2 separate regions of the Homo sapiens genome follow, and region 2 is linked to region 1. The links are chromatin contacts, found by Hi-C in ENCODE. All regions are on one chromosome and are shown on one strand. The core of a region is the stretch at or near the end of the contact, and the rest is flanking DNA. Distances in the headings are between cores, read along the strand shown. Region 1 holds the start of TWF2 (twinfilin actin binding protein 2). Region 2 holds the start of ITIH4 (inter-alpha-trypsin inhibitor heavy chain 4).

Region 1 (5,995 bases), core at 854-3,353:
CTTGGCCTCACTCACTACCATGTGACATTGATCAAATCACTTCACCTCTCCAAACCTCAGAGTCTTTATCTGTAAGATGGAAAAAGTAACACCTACTTCAGGGGCTGTCATGAGGATTAAATAAATGTGCCCAGCAGGTAGTAAGTATACAACACAAAGCATCTAATGGTTCATTCATACATTTGCTTATTTTGCAATTATTGGCCACCTGCCAATGTTGGGCACTGTTCTAGGCACAGGGGATACAGCAAGGGCAAACACCTAACTACTGGTGGAGGGAAGACGATAAACAAATACGTAAAGATTTGTGCCAGGTAGTGATAAAAGCAAAGAATGACCCATGGAGAGGGTCAGCTGGGGAGACCACGCAGTACCCTACTTTGTCACAGTTCATCCAGTGAGGGACATTTTTACAGGGCACATGACCTTAATCTTTTTCATTAATCTTGGTTAATTCATTTCCAGGAGGTCAAGTCTCTTGTGGTTCTGTGGAATCACCAGATGCTCCTGTGGGTGTGGCTTAGTCTGAGCTGATGTAACAAGTAGCTCTGTGTTGCTGGCACCATCTGGCTGTAGCAGGGTTCAGTGTGGGAGGCCTTGCCTGTGAACTGTTCTAGAAGGCAAGCTGCAGGGCTGCATAACACTCCATTTTCCACTGTGAGTGCTGGGGGGACAGTGGTTAGCAGATGACATAGGCCCAGTCTTCAGGGTGAGCGCAGGAAGATGAATGAGAAAACCCTTCAATTCTGTGTAGCTGGGCTCTCTGGGGATGAGAAACTCAGGGGTTGGGGGGCACAGAGGAGGCCTCAATGCAGGCTAGTGAGGGTGGGGAGCAAGACAGTAAATGGAGCTGAAGCTGGGGCCAGATGCCAGGTAGGCCACACATTTCATCATCACATCTCTCAGCAACCCCAGCCCAAAAAGCTGGCCTCCTTTCCAATCTTCCCAGCCAAAGTCCCTGGACAAGCTGATTGGACCAACCAGAGTCAGATGCTCATCCCTGACTCATCACAGTGGCCTGGAAGATGCCACATGTTGACTAGTTGGTAGCAGCAGGCAGGTACTGGTACCAGTAAGGCAAGGCTGCTGGATATAGACACAGAAGGTCATTAGGACATGGGAAGTTCCTCACCAGGCTCTGGCCCTCTTTCAACCTCTGGGCCTTTGCACATGCAGTGCCCTCTTCTCAGAAAACCTTTCTGGCTGGGACTAGTAAGTGGCTCACGCCTGTAATTCCAACGCTTTGGGAGTCCGAGGCGGGCAGATCACCTGAGGTCGGGAGTTCGAGATCAGACTGACCAACATAGAGAAACCCCGTCTCTACTAAAAATACAAAATTAGCCAGGCATGGTGGTGCATGCCTGTAATCCTAACCACTCGGGAGGCTGAGGCAGGAGTGAACCCGGGAGGCGGAGGTTGCAGTGAGCCGAGATCGCGCCAGTGCACTTCAGCCTGGGCAACAAGAGGGAAACTCCATCTCAAAAAAAAAAAAAAAGAAAAAGAAAAAGAAAGAAAACTTTTCCCTCCACTCTGCTGGGCTGTTTCATTCTCCCCTCTAGGTTTCCAATCTTCGCCTTCTCCTGGCAGCCCCTCACATTGTCTCGGCGGGCTCTCACCACCATACACTCCATCTAGTGGGTGAAGGCGGGCCTAGGCCCGTGAGGGCAAAGCCTAGCGGCCATGATCACCCCGAGGTGCCCAGGACCCCACGGGAGGCGCTCAAGAAACGGCCCCTGGGGAAGAGCTGGCGCGCCCACCCACAAGCAGACCCCTTCCTGGGTGCAAACCCGTGTACGCTGGGACCCACTCCTATTCGGAGACCCACCTGGCTTGGGGCGCACAGATCGGGCGCGCGCGCACGATCCGCCCCACCCACAGACCACCGTGATCAGGGCGCACAGACACACACGCGCGTCCTCCCACGCACGCTCGGTCACACGCAGGCCCCCCTCTCCTGCCACAGAGGAACGCGCTGGCGTGCGCACGGCGGATCAATCATCATCCTTAGACCCACCCGGACCGAGGCGCAGGCTGCGCGCACGCGCGGCCCCGAGTCCCCGCCTCCCTGCCGCGCCTGTCGGGGGCGGGGCGCCGCTGGGGGCGGGTCCTGCGGCACCGCCCGGGAAGCTGCGCGAGGGTCGACAGCCTCCGCCACATCCTCCACCTCTCTTGGTCCAGCGAGCGTTGCCGGGCCAGGGTCAAGCGGAGGGCTCCGACGGCGCGGACGGAGCGAAGCGCCGAGCCATGGCGCACCAAACGGGCATCCACGGTGAGGGCGGATGGCGGGCGGGCAGGGGGCCTCGGTCTGGGCTCTCGGAAGCGCCCCCCCCCGGCTCTCGGCCCCTCCCTCCACCCCACACCAGCCGGGAGAAAGCTTCCTGTTCTCTTTTGCAGCCGCGGGTCGCCTGGGGTGGGCACATCTGGGGGAGTACGGACGTGGTGTGCATAGCTGGGAGTGGGTGTATGTGTACGTACACAACTGGGGTGGAAGTATCTGTGTGCCTACCTGGAGATGAATGTGGCTGTGTGTGCCCATCTGTATATTTTTGTTCCTTTCCGGGAGTGGGTGTACACGCATGTGCACACGTCTTCCGTGTACAGTCCTGCCTGTGCACCTCTGGATGTGACTCGCTTGTGTACATCTAGGGTCATTCATGCACTGGCACTAGTGACTGTTTGAATGGACACTGTAGGTCGCATAGGACCCTCTTTAGACATCAGTGTTTCATGGCAGTGTGCACATGTATGTGGGTGTCTGTGTGTGTGCACAGTTGGAGCGCGTCTCAGTGTGCATTTTTGCCAAGGATGCATATACCGCATGTGTCTGACTTGAATGGGCTTGTTTATGTGTGTTAGGAGAAGGCCCTGACCTTTGCTCCTCCCAGGACACTCACTCTCCCCAGGCTAGGGAAAACCCGGAACAGAGACTTCTACGTGGGATGGAGAAAGCTGCCTATCTGACCTTGACCTCTGACCTCCCTCCCATTTTCCACTGTGACTTTCTGAGTCTGCCTCAGTCTGGTTGGAAGATCCCAGCTCCAGGCTGCAGACAGAGAAGAGGTCCAGATATGGGGTTTTGTGGGGAGAGTCCTGGCCCTAAAGAATCCAGGCCAGCTCCCACCCCCAGCCCCCAGCCCTAGGAAGCTTCACCATTCCCGCATCACACCCTCCCCTCCCCTAGGGGTCCCAGTTTCCTTCTTGGACAGGCTGTGAGAGAAGCAATGGCTGGGAGCCAGGTGCCCTGACTCTACCTGGGGCTCAGTGTCCTCCTCTGTCACTGGCCTGAGAGAGCTGCCTGGCCTGTGGGGAAGGCCCGGGCTGTTTGCCCAGACAGCCTGGCGGGTTTGGCCATCAGCCACCCCTCCCACCACACTAGGATCCCCTGCCTGGGGCTGCCACCATCGACCTGCCTGACCACCTGAATCCTGGTGCGGTTGTGGCCACTTGGTGGCTGGGCTGCCCTGAGAAGGTTTCCCTGGCCCCGCGAAGGCAGGGGCCTGGGTCAGGGCCAGGGCTCCCAGATGGGCCAGCCTTTCTCCAGGAGGAGCTGGCGGGCAGGCTTCATGACTCAGCCCCACAGGAGGGAACTGCCTCCTGGCCAGCTTCTTCCTTCCCCTTTGTCTGGTCATAGCTGCTGCCTCCCAGCCTCCAGCCCTGGTGGAGGAGATCCCAGGAAGTTAGCCACCCCATACCCCTTCCCTGCTGCCTCACTCCCTCCTTTCCCATAGTGAGACAGGCCCACCGAGGGGGTCACTGGGGACTGGGCTGCCCCTAGCCCTCCTTCCACCTGTGAGCAGCCCACTTCTTCCCATTTCTGGCCTGGGAAGTTGGCAGCAGAGATCACCCTGGAGGACCAGGTGCCAGCCCTGTCCTGACCATAGGTGTGGATCTGCTGACCGCAGAGTAGGCAGGAAAGGGACCTGTAATGTGAGGCTCACTTGAGTCGGAGGGAGGGTGTTCATGAATCATTGATAATAGAGGCTCAGGTGTCCCAGGCCTGGCCTCTGGATTATTGATGGTGGCTGGGCAGGCATTGGGGCTGGGGTGGGCAGGGATGTGCCTTTCCCTGTGGGGGTGTCAGTTTGCCCTGGTAACACTAGAAGGGGCCCGTCGGCCTGTCCCTTAGGGGAGCTTCTTGGCCTTCCTTCTGGGAAGGTCTGGGCAGGTAGAAGGGGCAGCTCAGCACAGTCAGCTTGCTGTTATTATCATAATAAAAGATTAATTGTTATTAATAGAGGCCACCATCGCCAAGCCCTTTCTCCCATTTACCCCTCACCACAGCCCTGCCAAGTTTGGGGCTATTATTTCCATTTTATACACTGAAGTTCAGAGAGGTCAGGAGTCACACAGCTGAGGGAGAAGTGGAGCCCCAGAGGCCAGGCTTGGGGCCTCAGGGACCTGCTTGGGATCTGCCGATGGAAAGTTCTGTCCTGGCCCAGTGGGATGGTGTCCACCTGCCTACAGTTCCATGCCATGTTTCTCTGAGCCCTAAGGGTCTGCTGAGCTCAGTTGGGCCCCAGCCCACCCAGTGGCCTTGGAGGGTGGTGCATAGCCTGAGGTCTCAGATTAACGGTCACTCTGCAAAGGGGGGGCACCTGAGGACATAACCAGAGTTTGTTTTCCTAAAGGCCCCCCCGCCCCTGAGTTGCCCAGTCCTGGCCCTATAAATATTCTCTGACCTCAGGCCTCCAGCTGTGTTCCTGACGGAATTCCCCTGACCCTTGGGCAGCCTCAAGGTCACACTGGCCTAGCCCTGCTCACCCAGGGACCCAAGCAGGGCCCTTCCCCACATGGGCCGTGGTGGTTTCCCTGTCCACTAGTAGATCCACCACTTATGGCTCCCCAGCTCTCACCATGGTCCTCACCTCTGCCCTGGGGTCCTTGGTCACTCACTGGCTCTCACCTTCCAGCTCTACAGCCCAATGACCAAGATGGAGTCTCTTTTTTTTTTTTTTTTCTGAGGCGGAGTTTCACTCTTGTTGCCCAGGCTGGAGTGCAATGGTGTGATCTCAGCTCACTGTAACCTCCGCCTCCCGGGTTCAAGCGATTTTCCTGCCTCAGCCTCCCGAGTAGCTGGGATTACAGGTGCGTGCTACCATGCCTGGCTAATTTTTGTATTTTTAGTAGAGATGGGGTTTTGCCATGTTGGCCAGGCTGGTCTTGAACTCCTGACCTCAGGTGATCTGCCCGCCTTGGCCTCCCAAATTGCTGGGATTACAGGTGAGAGCCACCGCACCTGACCAAGATGGAGTCTCTTAGTGAGTTTCGGGGAGCCATTCCTTCTCCTGGAAGCTGCCCCAACTGCCTGAGGGTTAAGGTCATGTTGTCCCCCCACCCCCCACAGGGCTGTATCTGGGCTGGCTGTGGCTCCTCGGGGTCTCAGGGTTAGACAGCCTGGCTGGAGGGCTGGGACTGGGGCTGCACACATGGGTGTCATGCGTGTCCATGTGCTTCTGTGTACACTTTGATACATCCTGTTGCCTGCACACACGTCTCAGCCAAGCTCTGCACTTGCCTGCCTGTGTGCGTGTTAGCAAGCCGGGGACTATATCTCTGTGTGTGTTTGTGTATCTAAACATGCGTGTCCATTTGTGTTTGAGCAACTGAGCATGTGTTCATGTATGAGGGTGTTTGAATTTCTGCTCCTCTGTCACACATGCGTGTTGTGTGTTACATTCACACATGCTGGATTGAGCTGTGTGTGTGTGTGTGTGTGTGTGAATGGGCATAGTGGTCATTGCACAGTGGGGGCATTTGTCTGTGTTCTTTTTTCTGTGTATATGACTGTGCTGAGTGTGTCCAGGCCAGCCCAGAGCTCGGCCATCCTGCGGGGCAGGGGGCAGATGGAGGCTATTCACTGTGGCTGGCCTGGCTTATGCCAGAGCCTGCCCATCTTCTGGTGGGTTGTCCCATCCCTGCCCACCCCGCCCCATCACCAGACCTATCCCAGCCAGCAGGCCACTCGCCTGCCACCTCTGCTGGCTAAATTTGGGAG
Region 2 (5,886 bases), core at 3,119-5,618, 590 kb before region 1:
CAGAAGGCTGGGCTCCACTCAGATCTTTTCCAGCAGCTGCTGCCTGCCAGAGAGGCGCCTTCAGAGACCCAGCGCTTACACAATACCCACCATGTCCCAGGTAGGAGGACCCAGCAAGGGCTGTGTTGATGCCAGAGGGAGTGGAGGTGGAGTCCTGGACACTTTCGGCTCTGGCAGCTGTGTCTTGATCTGAGCCCCAAGCATGAACTGGAGGCTCTGCAGCCCTTGGGAGATGGGGGCTCAGGGAGGACCCCCTGAAGAACCCCTCTTCTATGTGGCTTTGGTGGTATTCCACGGTTTGTTAGGAGGAGTGGAGAGAAATGTTGGGGGTGGGGGGGGCCTAGATAGATCTTTGCATGTGCCTGTGTGTGTGTGTGTGTGTGTGCGCATCTGTGTGTGTGCTGCCGATATAGCTCAGTGTGTAGAGCTTTGTGCATTTGTAGCTATGGGCCCGGCAGCCATGCACTCTGTGTGTGGCCACACACATAGGTCTGTCTGTCTCTGTGTATGGTATATGCATGAAGCTGTATGTGTGTGCACATGAGGCTGGAGGGACACAGCTGGATGCATCGCTGTACAGGGGTATAGTGTGTTGCTCTGAGGAGCCTGGCCCAGGCTGAGCGAGGAAATACCTGCACCTGCACCCAAGCACAGGCAGGTCTCAGACTCACAGGCGCCTGGGGTTGAGGGGTAGGGTAAACACCGAGCCTGGGTGTCCCCCACCCTGGAGGGACAGACCAGCCTGCCAAGAGAGAGGACTGTCCTTGCTGCCTGCTCTGTGGGTGGGTGGCCATTTTGGACTGTAATTCTGTGGGCATCTGGCCCTTCTACCCCATTTCCAGCCCCAAAGACACAAAGTAAATAGTGGCGCTTTTCTGGAAGGGGGCAATCCTTGAGGAACCGCTTGCCACCCAGTGAACAGGTTTTGGAACTAACCAAATTCCCTAGTATTGCCCAACCTCAGAGCTAGTCCCCTTCGCTGTTCCCCACTGTGCCCAGTCCTGAGCTTGACCAGGTAGCCAGACACGCCAGTGTGAGGCTGCAGCAGCCACTGCTCCCAAGAGCTCCCAGGCTATAGGGGAAAGGCACATGGGCAAGTCAGACCAAGACAGCTGGGAGACCTGCAGCAGGTGGAGTATAGTTGGGAAGGCTTTCTCTGGAAGAGGAGTAGAGCCTTGAATAGGCTTGGGTTTAATGAGCAGAGAAGAGGGGTCTTGGCCAAGGCACAGAGGTAGGTGTGCCTTTCTACCGAGGCTTCAGGTAGTAAGATGAGGCTCTTGGATCTCCAAGGCTGGTGCTCAGGAAGCCCCTATCAAGAAGAAGCGCCCCCCTGTGAAGGACGAGGACCTGAAGGGGGCCCGAGGAAACCTGACCAAGAACCAGGAAATCAAGTCCAAGACCTACCAGGTCATGCGAGAGTGTGGTGAGTGTCCTCATGCCATCTGGGGCTGGGGATGGGGGTGCAGGTGTGTGTCAGTGGTGGGGGGAGGTGGTCAAGGATCCTTTTCTGAGAATCCAGTATTCCTGGGTTCAAGAAAGGTGCTCCCATCGTAAGGGATCTTCCCTCCCAGGAAGCTAGGCTGGCCCCTGACTTTACCTCCTCCCACAGAGCAAGCTGGCTCGGCCGCCCCGTCGGTGTTCAGCCGCACCCGCACAGGTACCGAGACTGTCTTTGAGAAGCCCAAAGCCGGACCCACCAAGAGTGTCTTCGGCTGAGAAGTGTGCGCCACTCCCCTTGCTGCCCGAATGCTCGGAAACAGGAGCCTTTCCCAGGAACTCTTTTTTATGCCAGAACGCTTCCTCTCCCCTGCTGTCTCTGGGGCTGCCACCCTCCCCCACAGTCCAGGCCCTTCAGCCAAGGGCTCTGCACCAGCACCTTGGAAGCACCAATAAAGAGGATGCCCACGTGGCCCCAGCAATCAGAAGGTGTTGGTTGGTCCCTGGCTATGGCCACTATTGAGAGGGAGGACAGGGTGGGAACATGGAACATGTCCGTTTAAGAGGATCCCAGGGGATAGCACAGGTGCTATTATGGGCACTGCCACATGCTGCCTTGGACATGGAGACTCAGTGCTGACCTGTGACTTCAGACTTTTCTGAGCCTCAGTTTCCCCTTTTATACTACAGGGGAGTTGAGCTGGAGTCTATTCCATAAAGCAGGCCATGATGACACTGCTCAGAGTGAAGTGGGTGGGGTCTCAGGGACCACCTCTCCTCCTGCCTTCCACAGAAGCTGCTGAGAAGCCTCTGAGGACCTGCAGGCTCTGCAGCACCTAGGGACCTCAAAAACCCCTCTCCCTGCACTGCACTAGGGACCTCAAAACCCCTCTCCCTGCACTGCACTAGGGACCTCAAAACCCCTCTCCCTGCACTGCACTAGGGACCTCAAAACCCCTCTCCCTCCCTACACTTTTGTTCACACTGCCTCCTCCCGGCTTTTGTCCCCTCCAAGTCAGAGCCAGATTGAGATTCCTCTCTGGCAGTCAGTTTCCTGAGCTACCGTCTCTTCCAAACAGCAGGGGTAAGACTCCCACATTCTGCTCCAACCATGCTGTCTGGGGCATGGAACACCAGATTCTCAGCCTGCATGACCCTTCTCTCTCCAGTCCTCTGTCCCCTGTGTGCCTGGAAGTGCCAGGTTCAAAAGACCCATAGAGGCCTGTCCCGTTGTGATGGCAAGACCATGACCATGGACAGGCTGACAGTGGCTCTTTTCGGAGCTGGACTGGCAGAGCCTGGGCTTGTGGTGCCTGGCTCGGGGCTGATGCCTGCTGGGGATGCCTTCCTGTCCCAGGAGGTTCTGGCTGCCCAGAACGTTTCCCACAGTCCCGGCCAGCCTGGCCACCTTATATAGCCCTGAGTCCGGGCTGGGCCTGTGCTCTCTGCCCCAAGGGAGCAGCCCTGCTGTGAGGAAGGGCCCAGTCCTACTTGCTGGACTCCATGGGGAGACTCTTCCCCCAGACACTGAAAGGAGCGTGTTCCCCTGTGTAATCCCAATCGTATCCAGAGCCAAAAGGGTGAGCAGTGGAGACGTGCGCAGAGATGAGGCTTCTGGCCAGTCATGCTAAGGAAGGGGAACGTCTTCCTTGCAGCTGTAGAAATAGCTCCAGTCTATGGCACCTTTGCCCCAGGCCTGCCGCCACCTCTAATGGAGACAGGACTGGTGGAGAAACCCTCCCCAGCCTCTGGAAGCCACTGGCTGCCCCAAGGCCCCCGATAGGTTCCCAAGGCAGCTGGCCCCCTCAGGGCTGGTGTCACGGAGCCGCCGTCCTTCCCTGATCCAGGACTTGGCATCTGGCCACACTTTTATGACTCATCTTTACCCATCTGTGGCCACAGACTCAGGAGCTGGCTTCCCCAGAGCCACCAGGGAACACGAGCCCCAGCGGTGCCCAGAGCGCATAATATGTACTCACTCGATCCCACTTTACAAGGAGCAGAGCGCTTCAACTTTAGCAAGGCCGGGACCCACCCCAGGCCTTTGGGCAGCGCTCCCCTGGGTCTGGGCTGTGGCAGCATCACACTGCTCATGACAACAGCATTCTGCCCTCTCTCAACCAGCGATTCCTGGGCTCCCTCTGCTCCACCAAATGACTCCCCAGTCACCCCTCAGGAGCTGCTGGCACTGTCAGGTCTGTCTTCTGTTCCATGCTCTTCTGTCAATAAACTCCCCGCATGGAGACCTCTGTGCCACAGGATGTGGCAGGTTTATGACTCAGTTGTATTGCCATTCTTGTTTTGGGGGCCTTGCTGGGGTTGAACCTAAAGCCCTGGCTAGATTAATGGCACCCAAACAGCAACCTGGGACCCCAGGAGAGAGAAGGAGGCGCCCCGTGCCCAGCACCTCTCACTTCAGAAATACGGCGTATCTATCCTGACTCTAGATCTGCCCCACACAGACACCTCCCAGAGTCACTCCATGCCTTTGGGCCCTCCCATCAGCCAGACACACTTACCTGGTGGCCAAGCCCCCTTCTTCCGGGAAGCCGCTAGGGTAGCCCTGTAGCCCTAGTCTTCCCCACCATCCCCCGCTGTTTCTCCCCGGGCTGGACTTAGGGAGAGCAGACTGACATCTTCACTGTCAATTCCCTCCCAGCCCTGTGGAGCTTGGTGGAATGCCTGGTGTGAAGGGTCCTGGTGAAGGTTTCGCACTTTTCAGAAGGGGCATGTACCCCCACTCCAAACTGAGCCTACCTTTCTTTGGTATACATTCCTGCCCCCAGCCAAGGTCCATGGGACGTTCGTCATTTGCTTATCTGAGGTCACTGTGGTTTTTGGCTTGTAGATCCCAATTTCCCAGAACCTGCCCCCATGTGGGTGGGGCAGCAAACAAGTTACTAATCCATTCCCCACTTGCTGTCGAGTTCAGAAGCCTCCTGGCAGACACTGGAGCCACGATGAAGCCCCCAAGGCCTGTCCGTACCTGCAGCAAAGTTCTCGTCCTGCTTTCACTGCTGGCCATCCACCAGACTACTACTGCCGAAAAGGTAGCCAGTGTCCATGGGTGTGGCGTGAGCTGGGGGATGAGAGAACGCCTGGGAAGTGGGGAAGAGCCTCCGCATGTGCCAGCGTGTCAGCACAAGTGCGTGTGCATCCCTGTGTGTGCAAAAAAATGGTGCAGACCTCCCGCCAGGCACTACCCCAAGGGCCTTACTGGTATTCTCCCACCTAATAGAGGGGATGATCCAATCATTTCCATTTTCCAAATGAGGAAATACAGTTTTACAAGCCTGGCTCTACCGCCTTTTAGTAAGTGACCTCAGGAGAATGATTTATGCTGACTATGTCTCAATTTCCTCATCTGTAAAACAGGGTAATACTAGAACCTATTCAGAGGGTGGCGGTTGTGAAAACCAAACCCATTGTATCTATAAAGTGCTTAGGACAGTGCTTGTTGTGAAAACCAAACCCATTGTATCTATGAAGTGCTTAGGACAGTGCTTGTCGCAGAGCAAATACCCAAGCACATAAACAAGCCACTTGGCACCTCTGTGCCAAACTGCATTCAGGCAGCCGCATGCAGCCGAGCAGAGTTGGTGCAGTGCGCATGAGCATGTCACACACAAGCAGGTAAGAGGTGCCCGTGTGCCCCTCCTCGGGGGACACAGACCTCAAGGCAAATGGCACCTGCTAGGGGAGTGCCCTGCGGAAGTGGGGATGAGTTGGGGAGGGTCCACTGCGGAGCAGAGAGGAAGATTCCCAACTCTCAGAGACCAGACTCTAGTCTACCTCCGAATTCTCCCAGCTCTGAGGGCTTCCTTCTAGGAGACTGGTGGGAGCTTCCCTGTTGCCACAGAGGCCAAAGTCTCCAGAAATCAAAGGACCTGGTCACTGCCCTTTTTCTGGGCAAAGCTAAGCCAGCATGCAAAGCTCCCTGACCCCACCAGGTCTCTCACCCCTGCCCAAAGGCTGAGTGTGATGCCCCTCCCAGACACTGGCCCTGGCTTCACCAGCTCCACCCCCTGCATGCTTGTTCTTCTCCAAGGGGTGCTCTGGGCCCCTATAGATCAAGAAGGACGTGGCCCCTGCCCTGTGGTGCTGTAGGGTGGGGAATGAAGCACACTGCTATCTCTTACCTGAGACAAATGTTCACATATGAGATGCCTCACTGGGTTCAGCCTGAGGCCTGGTCAGTGGCTCAGTCAGATTGGGAGCCAGGGTTTGGTCTAGAGCCAGAGTCAGGGCCAACTCTTGAAGAGCGTCACCCCGAGCTGAGGTGGCATTGAAACCCTGCAACCCCCTTCTTCTTTGCTGGTCCAGAATGGCATCGACATCTACAGCCTCACCGTGGACTCCAGGGTCTCATCCCGATTTGCCCACACGGTCGTCACCAGCCGAGTGGTCAATAGGGCCAATACTGTGCAGGAGGCCACCTTCCAGATGGAG

The links. Hi-C counts contacts between places; a loop is a spot of excess contacts on that map. Pooled maps may share reads with other maps.
Region 2: a pooled map of gastrocnemius medialis shows a loop between it and region 1 (2.1-fold over the local background). The contact joins the promoter of ITIH4 here to the promoter of TWF2 in region 1. A Hi-C loop is called at or near these places in 1 of 168 maps with a recorded cell type or tissue (gastrocnemius medialis) and 2 of 50 pooled maps.

Annotation. Positions count from the first base shown.
Region 1 is chr3:52,235,266-52,241,260 of GRCh38, reverse strand. TWF2 (twinfilin actin binding protein 2) reads left to right here and starts at 2,103. Exons shown (of 9, transcript NM_007284.4): 1 at 2,103-2,269. The coding sequence starts at 2,245. TWF2-DT (TWF2 divergent transcript) reads right to left here and starts at 2,023. Exons shown (of 2, transcript NR_135307.1): 1 at 1,826-2,023; 2 at 164-1,086. RefSeq lists enhancers at 1-429, 628-817, 1,471-1,520, 3,428-3,970, 3,971-4,512 and a silencer at 1,941-2,460.
Region 2 is chr3:52,829,154-52,835,039 of GRCh38, reverse strand. ITIH4 (inter-alpha-trypsin inhibitor heavy chain 4) reads left to right here and starts at 4,368. Exons shown (of 24, transcript NM_002218.5): 1 at 4,368-4,487; 2 at 5,761-5,886. The coding sequence starts at 4,398. STIMATE-MUSTN1 (STIMATE-MUSTN1 readthrough) reads left to right here. Exons shown (of 10, transcript NM_001198974.3): 9 at 1,291-1,423; 10 at 1,610-1,919. The coding sequence ends at 1,716. It overlaps MUSTN1 (musculoskeletal, embryonic nuclear protein 1), which reads left to right and starts at 21. Exons shown (of 3, transcript NM_205853.4): 1 at 21-100; 2 at 1,291-1,423; 3 at 1,610-1,919. The coding sequence starts at 92. The coding sequence ends at 1,716.